2 separate regions of the Homo sapiens genome follow, and region 2 is linked to region 1. Evidence: read pairs that join two places in POLR2A ChIA-PET (ENCODE). Cell type or tissue: PC-9. All regions are shown on one strand. Each heading gives the region's core, and the rest is flanking DNA. Links, peaks and the distances in the headings are about the cores only.

Region 1 (8,336 bases), core at 210-8,209:
GGGCTGGGGACCTCCTATCTGCCAGCAATAGGCTTACAGAGGGTCTATGAATGGGGCAGCTTAAAGTACACATATAGACAACTGCCTTCCTCTCTAAAGACAAGACAGGAAGCCTTCCAAATGCTTCCCTGGTCTTCTAGGCAGAGTGCTGGCCCAGCAGCAAGAACCCGTATCTTCAAAGCACCAGTTACAGATGGGGAGTGTAGTGGACATCTGACATTTTTTGCCTGCCAGAATCCATTACCCTTCTTTCTGGTAAAAGTTCCTCTATTTTCCTCTGGGGAACCACTCTCACCCTACCAATGTTCTGTCCTTTATCAAGGGCTGGCCAATCTGAGCCACATGACTGGCTTAGGGATGGGCACGTGACCCACCCTGGACCAAAGACTCTGCAAGGATTCATGCAAGCCCTATTGGAAGGGATATTTGCCTTTTGCTGGGTTTCTTAACATGGCAGGATGTAAGCCTGGAGCAATTGGTAGTCATCTTTGCACCTCGTAAGAAATACCTACCTGAGCATGAAGCCAAAACTGAGAAAAAAGGAGCTGGGTTACAAAGAAGGACAGATTTCTGACGACACTGTCTGAGGACTTGGTTTTATTAAAACCAGACCCTTCTGGAATTTTCAGTTATGTAAGTAAACAAATTCTCTTTTGCTCCTAAGCCAATATAATTGGGTTTATGTGATTTGAAATGGAAAGGATTGTCTCTCAAAATGTAAGCTCTGATGCTAGGTGGTACAGAAGCATTGACCAACAACATAGGCAGGGGTCAGACCTCATGAAGCCCACATCTAGCAGGAGAGACATTTGAATATGTACTTCTGGTATACAATGAGTCTTGTTAGGATGGGAAAGTGCAGAGCACTCTTGGTGCCCAAAGAAGAGCACATAGCCCAGACTGGGGACTATGAGTAGCGAGGGGTATAGAAATAGCTTTTTTTTTTGAGACGGAGTCTTGCTCTGTCACCCAGGCTAGAGTACAGTGGTGCGATCTCGGCACACTGCAACCTCTGCCTCCCGGGTTCAAGTGATTCTCCTGCCTCACCCTCCTGAGTAGCTGGGACTACAGGCGCCTGCCACCAAGCCCGGCTAATTTTTGTATTTTTAGTAGAGACGGGGTTTCACCATATTGGCCAGGCTGGTCTTGAACTCCTGACCTTGTGATCCATCTGCCTTGGCCTTCCAAAGTGCGGGGATTATAGGCGTGAACCACCGTGCCCAGCCCAGAAATGCCTTCTTGAAAGAAGCTGGGCTGAAAGTTTCATTAATTTTTTTGTGGTGGGAGGAGCAGGTGAAACAGCAATGTGTAAAAGGCCTGGTGTGAGAGAAAGCACAAAACATTTAAGAAATCAAAGGAGTAGCAAGGAGTATGAGATAGGAGTAATGACAGCAAGGGCCTTGCAAGCCATGGAGATGAGTTTGGATTTGATGTTATGGAAAAGGGGAGTGACGGGATCAGATTTGTACCATGAATGTCACTGTCTTAGCTCTGTAATTAAAACTACTGAGTTTAAACTTTAAATTATGACCAATGCAGCCAAGATCCAGGATATCTGCAAATTACACAGGTTGCCATTTAAGAGCCTAGAGTGAAATTTTTTATTCAGAAATTGACTTTAAATATAAGTTACATGGAAAGAACACAGGCTTTGGAATTACATTTAGGTTCAAGTCCCAGCCCTGCCACTTGTTAGCCCGTGTGACCTCACCTACCTCCGTAGCAACAATAATACAGGAATGATAATCCCTACCCCACAGGACTATTGTATGGGCACAGTGAAAACATGTATGTTTGTGTAAGAGAGAAAATCTACCAGCAGCTTCAAACATAACAAAAAATTGTGACTGGTTTAGGTACAGTGCAGGGTCTCACTGTGAACATGGAGAATTTAGCTTGTATCCAGACAACGGTCCTCACAAAAACAGCCTGGCTTTATGAAAAAACATGTAGGCAGATCCATTTTGTTTTTGGTTATGTGAAGTCTAAACTTAGAACATTAAGTAGCTCTTTAAAACTTTACCTCCTATCCAGTAAAGTTTTCTCTGTATAATAATAACAGTAATGATGATAGAAACTAAACAAACAAAAAAGCAGCTCCACATGTGGGGCTTAAAACAAACCTTAGGACTCAGGTCTTTTCTATGAAATCTCATATTAAATATGGTTAGAAAGAAAGTGTTGTAATTAAAAACATGAAATGGTGGCATGCATCTGTAGTCCCAGCTACTCGGGAGGCTGAGGGAGGAGAATCGTTTGAACCCAGGAGGCGGAGGTTGCAGTGAGCCGAGATCACGCCACTGCACTCCAGCCTGGGCAACAGAGCAAGACTCCATTTCAAAAAAAACAAAAAAAAAACCCACAAAAAAACAAAAAACATGAAATGTTCAGGGCAAAGTCCACTGAAGCTGACAGTGGGGCTTGGTCCTTCAGTGGCCCAAGAAGACTGGTCTAAAGAGCTACCCAACAGATGTTTATGTTTATGCCAACAGATGGAGGCACAACTGGGTCCACATCCAGCTCATATCATAGGCTGAGGGTGCATTTCTCTTGTACTTCCTGACCTAACTGGTTCCCTTCAGTATCCAGAAGTTGAAATGTTGACCCCAAATAGCCAGCATTTCTTAATTAGTGTGATATCTGCCCATGCCATATAACCAGTGACTTTTTATAATTCTTTCATTCTGATCTGGTTTAGATTCAAGACGGGGGAGGCTTTGGAACCATCCTTAACCCCTGGCTTCAGGACCCAAACCTCTGAGGTCTGCACCGATTCAGAGCTTCACATACTCACATTCCTGAGCATACCCACCCACACCCATACACAGCTTCCATCTCTCCTATCTGTGATCTGACCTAAAACTCCCAGCACCCCACACACCTCTACACAATCAAAGGAGTTCAGGACAAGATCAGAGTAGCTGGAATGTAGGTGGAAATGTTTGCTACTCACTATGAATCCATCCCTCAACATTCAAGTTTCTCCTCAAGTGAAGAAACTACAACTTGGTAGCTACAGAAAACAAAGGCTTGCCTTTCATTTCTATGGTGCCGAGCCAGCCTCTCACAATATAAATGTGCTGGCACAGGGGCCGGATCCCTGAAGACCCAGCATGATAAAATTTTCAGAAGAAAACTGACTTAACACTGACAAAGATTCTTTGCTTGACCAAACTTCAGTCAGACTCCTAAACTCCTAGGTCCACCTGCATACTTCCTTGTAAAATCCAAATTTAGCAACATCCCTGCTAAATCAGTTTAGCAAGAATCCTCCATCCTCCATATCTGACTGCTCTTGATACATAATTGGTTTCCTCACCCTCCACCATCTCCCAGGTGATGACTGATCTACCCTGGCTTGTCTTCATCAAGAATCCTGTTAGTTCAGTGCCTCATTCCATTTAGCACTGGTGTAACAGAATACTTGAAACTGGGTAATTTATAAAGAAAAGAAGTTTATTTGGCTCACAATTCTGGAGGTTGAAAAGTCCAAGACTGGGTAGCCCAGCTGGCGAGGGTCTCGCGCTGCTTCAACTTATGGTGGAAAGCACAAAGTGGAGGGGGTATGCATAGAAGGAGGGAGGGCAAACGTGAGGAGGAGCCTTTCTTTATAACAACCTACTCTCAAGGTAACTAATCCAGTCCCATAAGAGCAAGAACTCACTCAGGCCAGATGGTATTTACTTACTCATGAGGGATCTGTCCCTGGGACTCAGACAGCTCCCATTAGGTTCCACCTCCCAACACCACTACAATGGCAACGGCACCCCAATATGAGCTTTGGTGGGGACAAACCACGTCTAAACCATAGCAGTCAGATAAGCCACAAGCCCCCCTACCTCTGATGTTTCTTCTTAGCAGTTTTCTATCCACTGACTCCCATCCTACTCCTTGGCTGTGAGTACTCACTTGTCCATGCTGTATTCAGAATTGAGCCTGGTTTTGGACTGATGTCTCTTTCCTTCTACTGCAACAGTTTTCAATAAAATCTGCTTTTGCTGCTTTAACTACTGCCCAGGTCTGGTTTTCTCTGACAACACACCAAATGTACTGCTAATGATTCAAAGCACCAAAAGCCTGCCCTCAAACTAGCTTCTTTCTCATCACAAGAGCAGAACTAAGAAGGTAATCCATCGCAGATTTACATTGTTCAAGTATTTATAGCAGAACATTAAACATATGCTCTGTACCAAGCATCAGTGGGGACATCAATGCTGTTAATGCTACAAAACTGAACACTGAAATTGCCCAAGTGAAGGCTATTTCTTCACATGTGGGAAGGTCAGAGCCATTACAACCTTAAAGAAATCATAGAGTTGAATTCACAACTACATTATTACGGAATAAGCTAAACACCTTTTTTTTTTTTTTTTTTTTTTTTAACTGGGGAGAGGAGGAACTCTTTCTGAAGGCCAGGGACATTTAAATGAATGCGCCATTTCTTCTCTTTGAGAATTGGGCCGTAATCTCTGGAATGCATCCCAGGGCCGTGGTTTGGAATGGGTGTCTAACAGGAAATTCTGGGCAGTCTATGCATACATTACATTCCTTTCCCACCCTGAAAGAGTGGTCAACAAACACAACTGTCCTCTGTTTGAATAAAAGGGGGAGTGTTGGGAGTGGTAAGAGGCCAGGGCACAAACCGCACAGAGTTCAAAAGCAGATGTGGCTGCTGAGAATCCAAACATCCTTTTCTTCTAGAAAAGAGACTCAGTCACTAAGAGTCACCTTTTGAGATACCCAGTCAGTCCTTCTCCTATTTCCATGAGATAAATGTCCCCAGGGAATTCCTACCGGACACTCTATAAAAGAAACGTACCTTTGAAAGCTCATTTTCCCACTGCAGTACTGGCAGTAGTCCCTCCAGCAGTGACAAACCAAGGGAAGGAGCAAGGCTGATGGCTTAACAATGGTCAGGAGGGATTCTGCTCTCATCTTCCACAAAGGCAGATGTGTTTCCCCATCCACTGTGGGTTCATAACAACCCACATTTGTTGAGTGCCTTATTTGTGTGTGCAAAGCCCCTGACATAAATCGTTTCTGGTCTTCACAGTATGCAATACTGACATGACCAACCCATTTTCCGATGAGAAAACAGAGACTCAAAGTACCTATTCTCAACTATGCATCGGGATTGCTGGGGTTCAAAGCCAGAACAACCTGACTCCAGGGCTCCCAGCTTTCCCACTTGCCCCTCCCTACCTTTCCCTGGGACTCTTGTAGGTTTTGATCTAATTTCCATAGAGAAACTCTGAATCTGAGGCCCAATGCTGCCTGCCTTCACTCCAAATGCCACGTTTGAAAACTACTCCAGAACAAACCCATAATACTCCTGGTAGCCTTATTAGATGATGCCAGACAAGGTCCCACCACACCTTAAATGTACCCAGGCCACCAACCTCTCACTAATTCTGCTTCTCAGAAGAGCTCCTCTGCTGGAAATGCCCTTCCTTGCCTCAGCACTTCCCTAAACCCCTGTGACCAAGGTCACATAGCTTCTAAGTAGCAGGGCTGGACATAAACCAGATTTGTATGAGTCTAGAATCTGAGCCCTTAGCCATCACTGCACAGAGTCTGTTTATAACATTTAGAGCCAAAATAAGTAACAGAACAAAGGATGTGAACAGATAATGCACTTAAGAGGAAGTAAAGGTTAAAATTTAACAATAATCAAATAAAAGAAGTTTAAACAACAAGGCCCCGTTTTTTTTTTAACCTATTAAATGAATAGAAATGATAAAAACATATAGACGATGGTGGTGAGATTTTCATGGCACAGGCCCATTCACTCACATGTTGCTGGTTGCTCTGTAAACTGGGACAATTCACTTGAAAAGCAGTTGAGTAACGTGCCAAAGACTATGAAGTATTCATGCAAACAATATGAATGTCCAACAGAGTAGGAATAGTTAATAAAATCAGCACATAGCAACTGGAGGGAACACTGTGTAGCCACAAGAGATGATCATTATGAAGACATGCGGGGAAGTGTCTGTGGTCAGTATGAGATGAAGCATCTCAGGCACATGCACACATACCCTATGTCTGTAAGTCGGTAATGAATGTCTGTACAAGCTCTGGAGGGTAGGCTCCAGGGGTACAGGGACCTTACCTATCTTGTTCATATCTGAGTCCCCTAGGACCTAGAAACACGTTGGTATAAAATAGGCCTCTAATAATAGATGTTTACTGAGTGAATGACTATATGGACGGAAACACAGAACAATGAGAATGACTGATATATTCAAAAGGAATAGCTCCTGTTATCCTTCCAGAGATAGCTCAAAGAGCGCCACTTTCCCAGGAATCCCTCTTGTCTACTGCAAGCCTCCCTCCTCCAAGTAGTTTTAACCTACGCCATCCACATATGGCCAACCCCCTATTTGGGGAACCCAATTCACAGCTCCCTGCTACTTTTAGCAAAGATGGTAACTCTTGCTTCCCATAAAATAATTAGTGTAAGTTTTCAGAAGGAGAGATTATGTAAAATATACCAACATGTTGAGTGTGGCTATTTCTGGATCACGGGGCTAAGGTGATTATACTTTTCTATTATTTCTAAATTCGTACAATCTATATCATGTTTATTATGGGAAAAATCTAGTAAGAATTCAAAAGTGTTTGTTTCTACTTAATAAAATGTAAACATTTTCACATATCATGAGATATCATTGTACCATCTTTTCTTTCTTTCTTTCTTTTTTTTTTTTAAGAGAGAGGGTCTCGCTCTGTTGCCCAGGCTGGAGTGTGTGGTGCAATCATGGCTCACTGTAGTCTTGACTTCCTGGGCTCAAGCCATCTTCTCACCTCAGCCTCCTGAATAGCTGGGACTACAGGCATATGACACTGTTCCTGGCTAATATTTTGAATTTTTTTTTTGTAGAGAGAGGGTTTCCATATGTTGCCCAGACTGTTTTCTAACTCCTGGCTTCAAGAAGTACTCCCACTTTGGGTTCCCAAAATATTGGGATAACAGACCTGAGCACCACACCTAGCTACAATCTTATTCTGATTTATTCCATCATATGGACATATACTGTGCCATAATTAAACTAACTTTGGACATTTATGTTGTTTCCTTTAAAAATATACATCACAGCAAATGCTGCAATTTGTTTGCAACAGTAATACTAGGAACAATCTAGTTGTCCATCAATATGAGACTGGTCAGACAAAATAAAATATATAATACATCCAGTGTAGAATATTATACAGGTGTTAAAAAGAAGGATGCAGCTCCATATGTATTCGTAATAGTTAATAATTATGTAAAATGTGCCAAGCTCTATATACTTCATGTATCTTGACTCATTTAATACTTACAGTCATTCTATGCCTATGAGGTAGGGACTATTATATCCATTTTATAGATGAAGAACTTAAGGCCCAGAGAAGTTAGAAAACTTGCCCAAGATGACTTAGCTAGTAAAGAGTGGAGTTTGTTCAAACCCAGTGGTCTGTGCTCTCAATCTCTGCACTATATTGCCTACTGAGAATGGAGCATACTCCAAGAGACAGTAAATGAGAAAAGCAAGGTGCATACAGTAGCTTGCTAGGTCCATGTAGCATGCTACCATTAACCTCTAAATACAAAATTAAATAAAATTTTAAAACACATGTATATGTACAATCTTATATGGGTAAAGAGTATCTCTGGAAATATTTATAACTAACTGGTTGTCCCCTGGGAGAGAAATCGGGAAAATAGAAGACAGAACTGGAAGGGAGAGGAGAATGATTTTTCCCTCTAATCCCTTTTGTATCTTTTGAATTTTATATCATGTATTAAAATAATAATTCTGTATCATGCATTATTTTAAACTCCAAAAATAATACTGCACTGAGCATCAGTGAACATAATCTTTTTTTTTTTTTTTTTTCTTGAGACAGAGTGTCTTGCTCTGTTACCCAGGCTGGAGTGTAGTGGAGCGGTCTTGACTCACCACAACCTCCACCTCCCAGGTTCAAGCGATTCTCCTGCCTCAGTCTCCTGAGTAGCTGGGATTACACGTGCCCACCACCATGCCTGGCTAATTTTTGTATTTTTAGTAGAGACAGGGTTTCACCATGTTGGCCAGGCTGGTCTCGAACTCCTGACCTCAACTAATCCACATGCCTCGGCCTCCCAAGATGCTGGGATTACAGGCGTGAGCCACTGCGCCCAGCCAGTGCACATAATCTTTATGTCCATGTCAGATTATCCCCTTAGAAGAAATTTCTAGACATGTAATGGCTGGGACCAAAGTCTGAAAAAATGTCAAGCCTCTTGATACCTATGGACAATCTGCCACCTAGGAAGGCAGTGCTAGTGTACACTCCCACCCATGGGGTGTTCC
Region 2 (8,336 bases), core at 146-8,145, 420 kb before region 1:
ACCTGAAGTCGGGAGTTCAAGACCAACCTGGCCAATATGGTGAAACCCCATCTCTACAAAAATACAAAAATTAGCCAGGCATGGTGGAGGGCACCTGTAATCCCAGCTACTTGGGAGACTAAGGTGGGAGAATTGTTTGAACCCAGGAGGCGGAGGATGCAATGAGCTGAGATCTTGCCACTGCACTCCAGCCTGGGTGCAACAGAGCAAGGCTCTGTCTCAAACACACACACACACACACACACACACACACACACACACACACACACACAAAACAAAACTGGCATTTCCAGCTAAGAAGGAAGACCAGAGCCACCCCATGCCCCAAAAGCACCAGGCCCAAATGGTTTGACAGAAAAATTATACCAAACTTTTAAATAGCAAATATTTCTAATACTATTTAAATTGTTCTAGAGCACCTGAAAAGAAGGAAAATTTTTCCAATTATTTTAGTGAAGTAAATATAAAATTGATACCAAAACCTAACCAATACTGCACCAAAGCACAAATAGCAAAAGGAAAAAAGTAGGAAGATTAGACTTTATCAAAATTAAAAACATTGCTTCAAAGGATCATCAAGAAAGTGAAAAGACAACCCACAGAATGGGACAAAAATTTTGAGATCACATATCTAACAAGGGACTTGTTTCCAGAATATACATTAAAAAAAACTTTTACAACTCAATAATAAAAGAGAAATAACACAGTTTTTTTTTAAAAAAGGGCAAAAGATCTTAATAGACATTTCTCTAAAGAAGATACACAAATGGCAAAGATACTCAACATCATTATTATCATTAGATAAATGCAAATCAAAAGCACAGTGAGATTGCATTTCACATCCACTAGGATGGCTGCCGTCTGTAATTAAAAAGACAGTCAATAATAAATGTTAAGCAAGGATGCGGTGGCTCACGCCTGTAATCCCAGCACTTTGGGAGGCCGAGGCGGGCGGATCACAAGGTCAGGAGATCGAGACCATCCTGGCTAACACGGTGAAACCCCATCTCTACTAAAAATACAAAAAATTAGCCAGGCGTGGTGGCGGGTGCCTGTAGTTCCAGCTACTAGGGAGGCTGAGACAGGAGAATGGCATGAACCCAGGAGGTGGAGCTTGCAGTGAGCCGAGATCACGCCACTGCACTCCAGCCTGGGTGACAGAGCAAGACTCCATCTCAAAAAAAAAAAAGGATGTAGAGAAACTAGAGGCACCATCTACCACTGGTGGGAATGGAAAATAGTACAGCCACTTTGGAAAACAGTTTGGCAATTCTTCAAAATGTTGAACACAGAGTTACCATGTGACCCCGCAATTCCAATTTTAGGTAATATACCCAATAGAAATGAAAATATATGTCCACACAAAAACGTATACATTGTATTAGTTTGCTCAGGTTGCTATAACAAAATACCATAAACTAGATGGTTTAAACAACAGGCATTTATTTTCTCACAGTTCTGGAGGCTAGAAGTCCACAATTAAGGTGCCAGCAAATTCAGTTTCTGGTTAGGGCTCTCTTTCCAGCTTGCAGACAGCCGCCTTCTCACAAGGCCTTTCCTCTGTGCATCTGCGCATGAAGTGGGATAGCACTGGTGTCTCTCCTTCTTATAAGGAAACAGGTCCTATCAAATTAGAGCCCCACCCTTACAACCTCATTTAACCTTAATTATCTACCTAAAGGCCTCACCTCCAAATATACTGTCATGATGAGGGTAGGCTTCCAACATATGAATTCTGGGGGGCCACAATTCAATCCATAACATATGTGGATGTTCATAGCAGAATAACTCACAATAGCAAAAAAGCAGAACAACTCAAATGTCTAAAAGTTGAATGGAAAAACAAACTCTGATATATCAATGCAATGGAATATTACTGAACCACAAAAAGGAATGAAGTACTGACACACGCTATGACATGGATGAACTTTGAAAACATTATGCCAGGTATCTGGTTCAAGTTGGTATTTGAAATAAACAAAAAGCTATGAAAATTTTTTAAAAAGAAAGCATTATGCTAAGTAAAAGAAGGCTGTCACATATTATATATATTCATGTCTACGAAATGTCCAGAATCAGCAAATCCAGAGATAGAGAGTTGATTGTGGTTGCCACTACTGGCAGGAGGGGGACTATACAGTGGATGCTAATTAATACAGGGTTTCCTTTCCAGGTGGTGAAAATGTTCTAAGATTACATAGTGGTGATAGTGATATTGTTCTTTGAATATACTAAAACCATCAAATTGTACATTTTAAAAGGTGAATTTTATGGTATGTGAATTACATTTCAATAGAAACAGTATTTTCTCTTTCTTTTTTTTTTTTTTTTGAGACAGAGTCTTGCTCTGTCACCCAGGCTGGAGTGCAGTGGCATTATCTCGGCTCACTACAAACTCTGCCTCCCAGGTTCACGCCATTCTCCTGCCTCAGCCTCCCGAGTAGCTGGGACTACAGGCGCCCGGCACCAAGCCTGGCTAAATTTTTGTATTTTTAGTAGAGACGGGGTTTCACTGCATTAGCCAGGATGGTCTCGATCTCCTGACCTCGTGATGTGCCCGCCTCTGTAATCCCAAAGTGCTGGGATTACAGGCGTGAGCGACCACACCTGGCCCCAGTATTTTCTTTAAAAAAAGGATATGAGGGAAAAAATTATATTAGTTAAGGAAAAACACATTTCTATGGCTTGATACAGCTGAAGTTTCTTTCTCCTCATGTAAAGCACAATCAGTAGGTGGTTAGGAACATGAGTGGGGAGTGGGGAGTTCTGCTCCATGCAGTCATTCAGGAACCAGGTTGATGGTGGCTCTGTCATGTTCCACATGTGCTTCCAAGGTTGCTCTGGACACCCACATCAGCCAAAAATGGGAGAAAAGTCAGAGAAGGAGGTTTTGATGGACTAGGTCTTTTAGAGGCCTGATCACATTTTCTTATATTCCACTGGCTAGAACTCAGTCACATGGCTGAACATAACTACAAGGAAGGCAGGAGAGTGCCTAGGAAGAAAGGGAAATGAGTTTGGAAGACAGCTGATAAGTTTCTGCTAGAAACCTCCCTTCCCCACTTACAGTAGTAAAAGGATAAAAAAGTTAGAAATAAACTTAAAAATAATTATCTACATTGGGTAATTTCTGCATTGTCACAAACCACTTCAAAACTTAGTGGCTCAAAACCATTAAGCTCACAATTCTACTTGCTATCATTGGATGGGGCTCAGCTGGGCTCACTCATACATCTGCAGTCAGTTAACGGTAGCTAGAAGGCTCTGCTTCATAGGTAGCTAACAGTAGCTAGGGGCTGGCTGGCTCTTAGGGGAAGAAGTTGGGGCAACTAGGCCACATATGTCCAACTCTCCAGCAGTATAGCCTGAGCTTGTTCATTTGGTGGCTAGGCAGAGTTCCAAGAATGACAGCAGAAGCACATAAGGCTGCTTGAGGCTTAGGCTTAGAACTGGCACAATGCCACTTCCCCTGTTCTACTGGATAAAGCAAATCAACAGGTAGGGAAACGACTCCTTGATGGGAGGAATTACAGTCACATTGCAAAGGGTGTGGGTACAGGGATGGGTGGAGTATTGTGGTCATTTGTGCAATCTACCAAAGTGAGCAAAAGCTGTATGTTAAACATATTAAAACACATGTGAAGTATTCAAAAGAAGACTTGAACAAATGGAAAGTCATAACGTGTGCTTAGACAGGAAGACTTAATCTCATAAAGTTGTCAATTCTGCCAAGTTAATTTATAAAGATAATATGATCTCAATAAAAATATTAACAACAGGCTGGGTGTGGTGGCTCACGCCTGTAATCCCAGCACCCTGGGAGGCCGAGGTGGGTGGATCACCTGAGGTCAGGAGTTCCAGACCAGCCTGACCAATTATGGTGAAACCCTGTCTCCACTAAAAACTCAAAAATTAGCCAAGTGTAGTGGTATGTGCCTGTAGTCCCAGCTACTTGGGAGGCTGAGACAGGAGAATTGCTTGAACCCAGGAGGTGGAGGTTGCAGTGAGCAGAGAACACACCACTGCACTTCAACCTGGGCTCCAGAGCTAGACTCCATGTCCAAAAAAAAAAAAAAATTAACAATTTGGCTTTCTGGAACCTGAAAAGCTGATTCTGAAGTACATATTGAAAAAGAACAAGAATAGCCATGGAAACTCTGGAAAAAAAAACAAACAGAGGGGACCAACAATTCTAGATATTAAAACATATTACAGGCCGGGTGCAATGGCTCACACCTGTAATCCCAGCACTTCAGGAGGCCAAGGCAGGCGGATCACCTGAGGTCAGGAGTTAGAGACCAACCTGGCCAACATGGCAAAAACCCATCTCTACTAAAAATACAAAAATTAGCCAGTGGCGGGCGCCTGTAATCCCAATTACTCAGGAGGCTGAGGCAGAAGAATCACTTGAACCCAGGAGGCAGAGGTTGCAGTGAGCCGAGATCATGCCACTGCACTCCAGCCTGGGCGACAGAGCGAGACTCCAACTCAAAAGTAAATAAACAAACAAACAAACATATTACAGAGCTGGGATAATTGAAACAATGTGTTACTGGCTTATGAACAGATCTACCAAACCATGGAACAAAAACAAAAGCCCAAAAATGGACCTAAGTGAACACAGAAAGTAGCACATGATAAGCCTCACATCTCAAATCATGGAGGTAAAGATGGACTTCTTTTTTTTTTTTTTTTTATATGGAGTCTCACTTTGTCACCCAGGCTGGAATGCAGTGGCACAATCTCAGCTCACTGCAACCTCTGCCTCCCAGGTTCAGGTGATTCTCCTGCCTCAGCCTCCCAAGTAGCTGAGACTACAGGCACCCACCACCATGCTCAGCTAATTTTTGTATTTTCAGTACAGACAGGGTTTCACCATGTTAGCCAGGCTGGTCTTGAACTCCTGACCTCAGGTAATCCGCCCACCTCAGCCTCTTAAAGGTAAAGATGGGCTTCTAAAAACCCGGTTGAGGCTGGGTGTGGTGGTTCACGCCTGTAATCTCAGCACTTTAGGAGGCAGAGGTGGGTGGACTGCTTGAGCCCAGGAGTTCGAGACCAGCCTGGGCAACAGAGTGAGACCCCATCTCTACAAAAAAAATACAAAAAAATTAGCTGGTCATGGTAGGGGCGCACCTGTGGTTCCAGCTACTTGGGAGGCTAAGGAGGGAGGATTGCTTGAGCCCGGGAGGCATAGATAGCAGTGAGCTGAATCACACCACTGCACTCCAGCTTGGGTGACAGCCAGCTCCTGTCTCAAATAAAAAAAATAAATTAAATAAAAACATGGTTGGTGTTACAACAACTGAAGAATCATCTGGGAAAAATTAAAGTTGGATACAAATGTCATACTACGTACCTGGATAAACTCCAAATATTTTTATGTAAGAAAGCTGAAATCTTACAAGAACTAGATAAAAACATAGGTGAGTTCCTTCATAATTTTGGAGTGAGGAAGGCCTTTTGAACTATGACTCAAAATCTAGAAGCAATAAAAGAGACTGGGAAATTCAATGACATAAATATCTGTGCGTGGCAATAATAGCGACAACTTGGCCAGGTGTGGTGGCTCACGCCTGTAATCTCAGCACTTTGGGAGGCTGAGGCAGGCAGATCACGAGGTTGGGAGATCGAGACCATCCTGGCTAACATGGTGAAACCCCATATAACAGTGAAAAGTCTTAATCCCACCTGTGAGCTCATCTCTCCTCTCCGTCCCTTCTCTACAGATGACTTTAATTTGTTGTGTATCCTTCTAGTTTTTTTTTTTACTTTTTAGACAAGGTATGGCTCTGTCCCTCAAACTGGAGTACAGTGGTATGATCTTGGCTCATTGTATCCTCCACCTTCTGGACTCAAGTGATCCTCCCACCTCAGCCTCCTGTGTAGCTGGGACTAGAGGTGCACGCCACCACACATGACTAATTTTTGCACTTTTGTGGTAGAGACAGGGTATCACCATATTGCCTAGGCTGGTCTTGAACTCCTGGACTCAAGCAATCCACCCGCTTCAGCCTCCCAAAGTGCTAGGATTACAGGCTTGAGCCACTGTGCCAGGCTCCTTCCAGTGTTTTTACATGGAAATATAGGAAGGTATGAATATTCTGATTTTCCTCCTTTCATACAAGAGAAAGCATACTATACTCACTGATCTGTACTTTGCTTTACTCACTTCACAGTAACGTGGCTGTGTTTACATGTCAATACATAAAAACTTCTGTGTTCTTTTTTATAGATGTGTAGTATTCCATTGTGTAGATGTACCATTTCCTAATGGAGGACAACCCGGGAGGCGGAACTTGCAGTGAGCCGAGATCGTGCCACTGCACTCCAGCCTGCGCGACAGAGCCAGACTCTGTCTCAAAAAAAGAAAGAAAAAAAGAAAAAAAAAGACTTTTCACTGTATACTTTTCATTGAGTTACATATTAAGTGCAATGTAATGCCTGTTAACAATATAAAATTTTTTTTCTTAAAATCACCACTTTGGAAGAGAATTCCTTAAGAAGTTAAACATATACCTGCCGTATAACTCAGCCACTGTACTCCTGGTATGTCATTTCCAAGAAAAATGAAATCATATGTCCACGAAAAGACTTGTATGTGACTCTCATAGCCCTTTGCTTATAACAACAGAAAAGAGAAACAACCCCAATATCCCTCATCAGGTGAAACCAATTGTAGTCCATCCATACAACATCATACAATGAAATACTACTCGGCAATAATAGGAACCAACTATTGCCACATGTAGCAACATGGATGAATCTCAAAACTGTGATGTAAAATTTTAAAGGTTTTAAAAAAGCATACATAATTATGATTCCATCTATACAAAATTCTAGAAAATACAAACTAGTGATAGAAAACACATCAGCGGTTGCCAGTGGGTAGGGGTATGGGGAAGGAGGCATCGCTTGCAAAGAGGCAGGAGGAAATTTTTAGGACATGGAAATACTCATTGTCTTATTTTGGTGATAGTTTCATGAAAGAATACAGATATTAAAGCTTTTAACTGTATACTCCAAATATGCACAGTATTGTACATCAGTTATACCTTAATAAAGTTGTAAAAAGAAAACCCACAATGCAATTGAGGTGATGGGGAAGGAATGAACTAAATCTATAGGCATCTGGTTTAAAATATCTTGAAAATATAATGGAAAAAAGCAATACCATATTTTGGTTATGGACACCTTTTTTTAAATGTCCAGTGGAGAGGACTGACTTATTAAGTGGAAGAGAGAGTGAGGGAGAGGAAATTTTAAAATTTTGAAAGACTAGAAGTCATATAGGGTATGTTCTCAGACCACAATGAAATTAAACTAGAAATCAATAACAGAAAACTGGAAAATCTGGAGATTAAACAACACACTTCCAGACTTCCTTTTTTTTTTTTTTTTTTTTTTTTTTTTGAGACAGGCTCTCCCTCTGTTGTCCAGGCTGGAGTGCAGTGGCGCGATCTTGGCTCACCGAAACCTCCCTCTCCACAGTTCAAGCAATTCTCCTGCCTCAGCCTCCCAGCTAGCTAGGATTACAGGCGTGCAGCATACACGGTGCCTGTCACCATGCCTGCCACCACGTCCAGCTAATTTTTTTGTATTTTTAGTAGAAACAGGGTTTCACCATGTTGGCCAGGCTGGTCTCAAACTCCGGACCTTAAGTGTTCTGCCTGCTTCAGCCTCCCAAAGTGCTGGGATTACAGGTGTGAGCCACTGTACCCAGCCTAAAAACATTCTTCTAAATAACCCATGAGTCAAAGAAGTCTCAAGAGAACTAAAAAATATTTTGAACGAAAAAAAATGAAACTATAACTTATCAAAATGTATGGGATGCTGCTAAGGCATCCCATAAAAAGCATTTGTGTTTACAGAGAAATTTATAGCATTAAATGCATATATTAGAAAAGAAGGTCTTAAATCAATCCTCTAAGTTTCCACTTGAGGAAACTAGGGAAAAAAGAGCAATTTAAACCTAAAGCAAGCAGAAGAAACTAAGTAATAAAAATTAGAGCACAACTTGAAGAAAACAACAGGGGAAAATCAACAAAACCAAAAGTTGAACTTTGAAAAGATCAATACAATTGATAAACCTCTAGCCAGGATAACCAAAGAAAAAAAGAGAGAAGACAAATTACCAATATCAGAAATGACCAACAGCAAGAGATCATCATTACTGGTCCCACAGATGTCATAAGGAGGATAAAGGAATATTATGAACAACACTATGGCCACACATTTGATGGCTTAGTTGAAAAGACCAATTCCTTGAAACATACCAACTACCCAAAGGCAAACATGCAAGGCCTGCAATAATAAAAAATGTGAGAAAGCAAGATGGC

Evidence for each region. ChIA-PET counts read pairs that join two places held together with the same protein. Peaks named below come from ENCODE experiments on the same cell type or tissue, not always from the same donor. Only the 100,000 strongest peaks of a DNase experiment are listed, where the experiment ranks them.
Region 2: POLR2A ChIA-PET joins it to region 1 with 12 read pairs; 2 of 35 experiments call an interaction of 5 or more read pairs at or near these places.

The regions. Positions count from the first base shown.
Region 1 is chr3:37,932,702-37,941,037 of GRCh38, reverse strand. The region is part of intron 1 of CTDSPL (CTD small phosphatase like); the gene reads right to left. Among named protein-coding and RNA genes, the nearest start is that of MIR26A1, 33 kb to the left of the region's middle. RefSeq lists a cis regulatory region at 5,652-5,665 and an enhancer at 5,587-5,731. In PC-9, for the core only: no CTCF peak of the experiment used is centred there; a DNase peak (open chromatin) is centred at 4,557; H3K27ac peaks cover 4,197 bases.
Region 2 is chr3:38,350,246-38,358,581 of GRCh38, reverse strand. The region is part of intron 2 of XYLB (xylulokinase); the gene reads right to left. Among named protein-coding and RNA genes, the nearest start is that of XYLB, 7.6 kb to the right of the region's middle. In PC-9, for the core only: no CTCF peak of the experiment used is centred there; no DNase peak of the experiment used is centred there.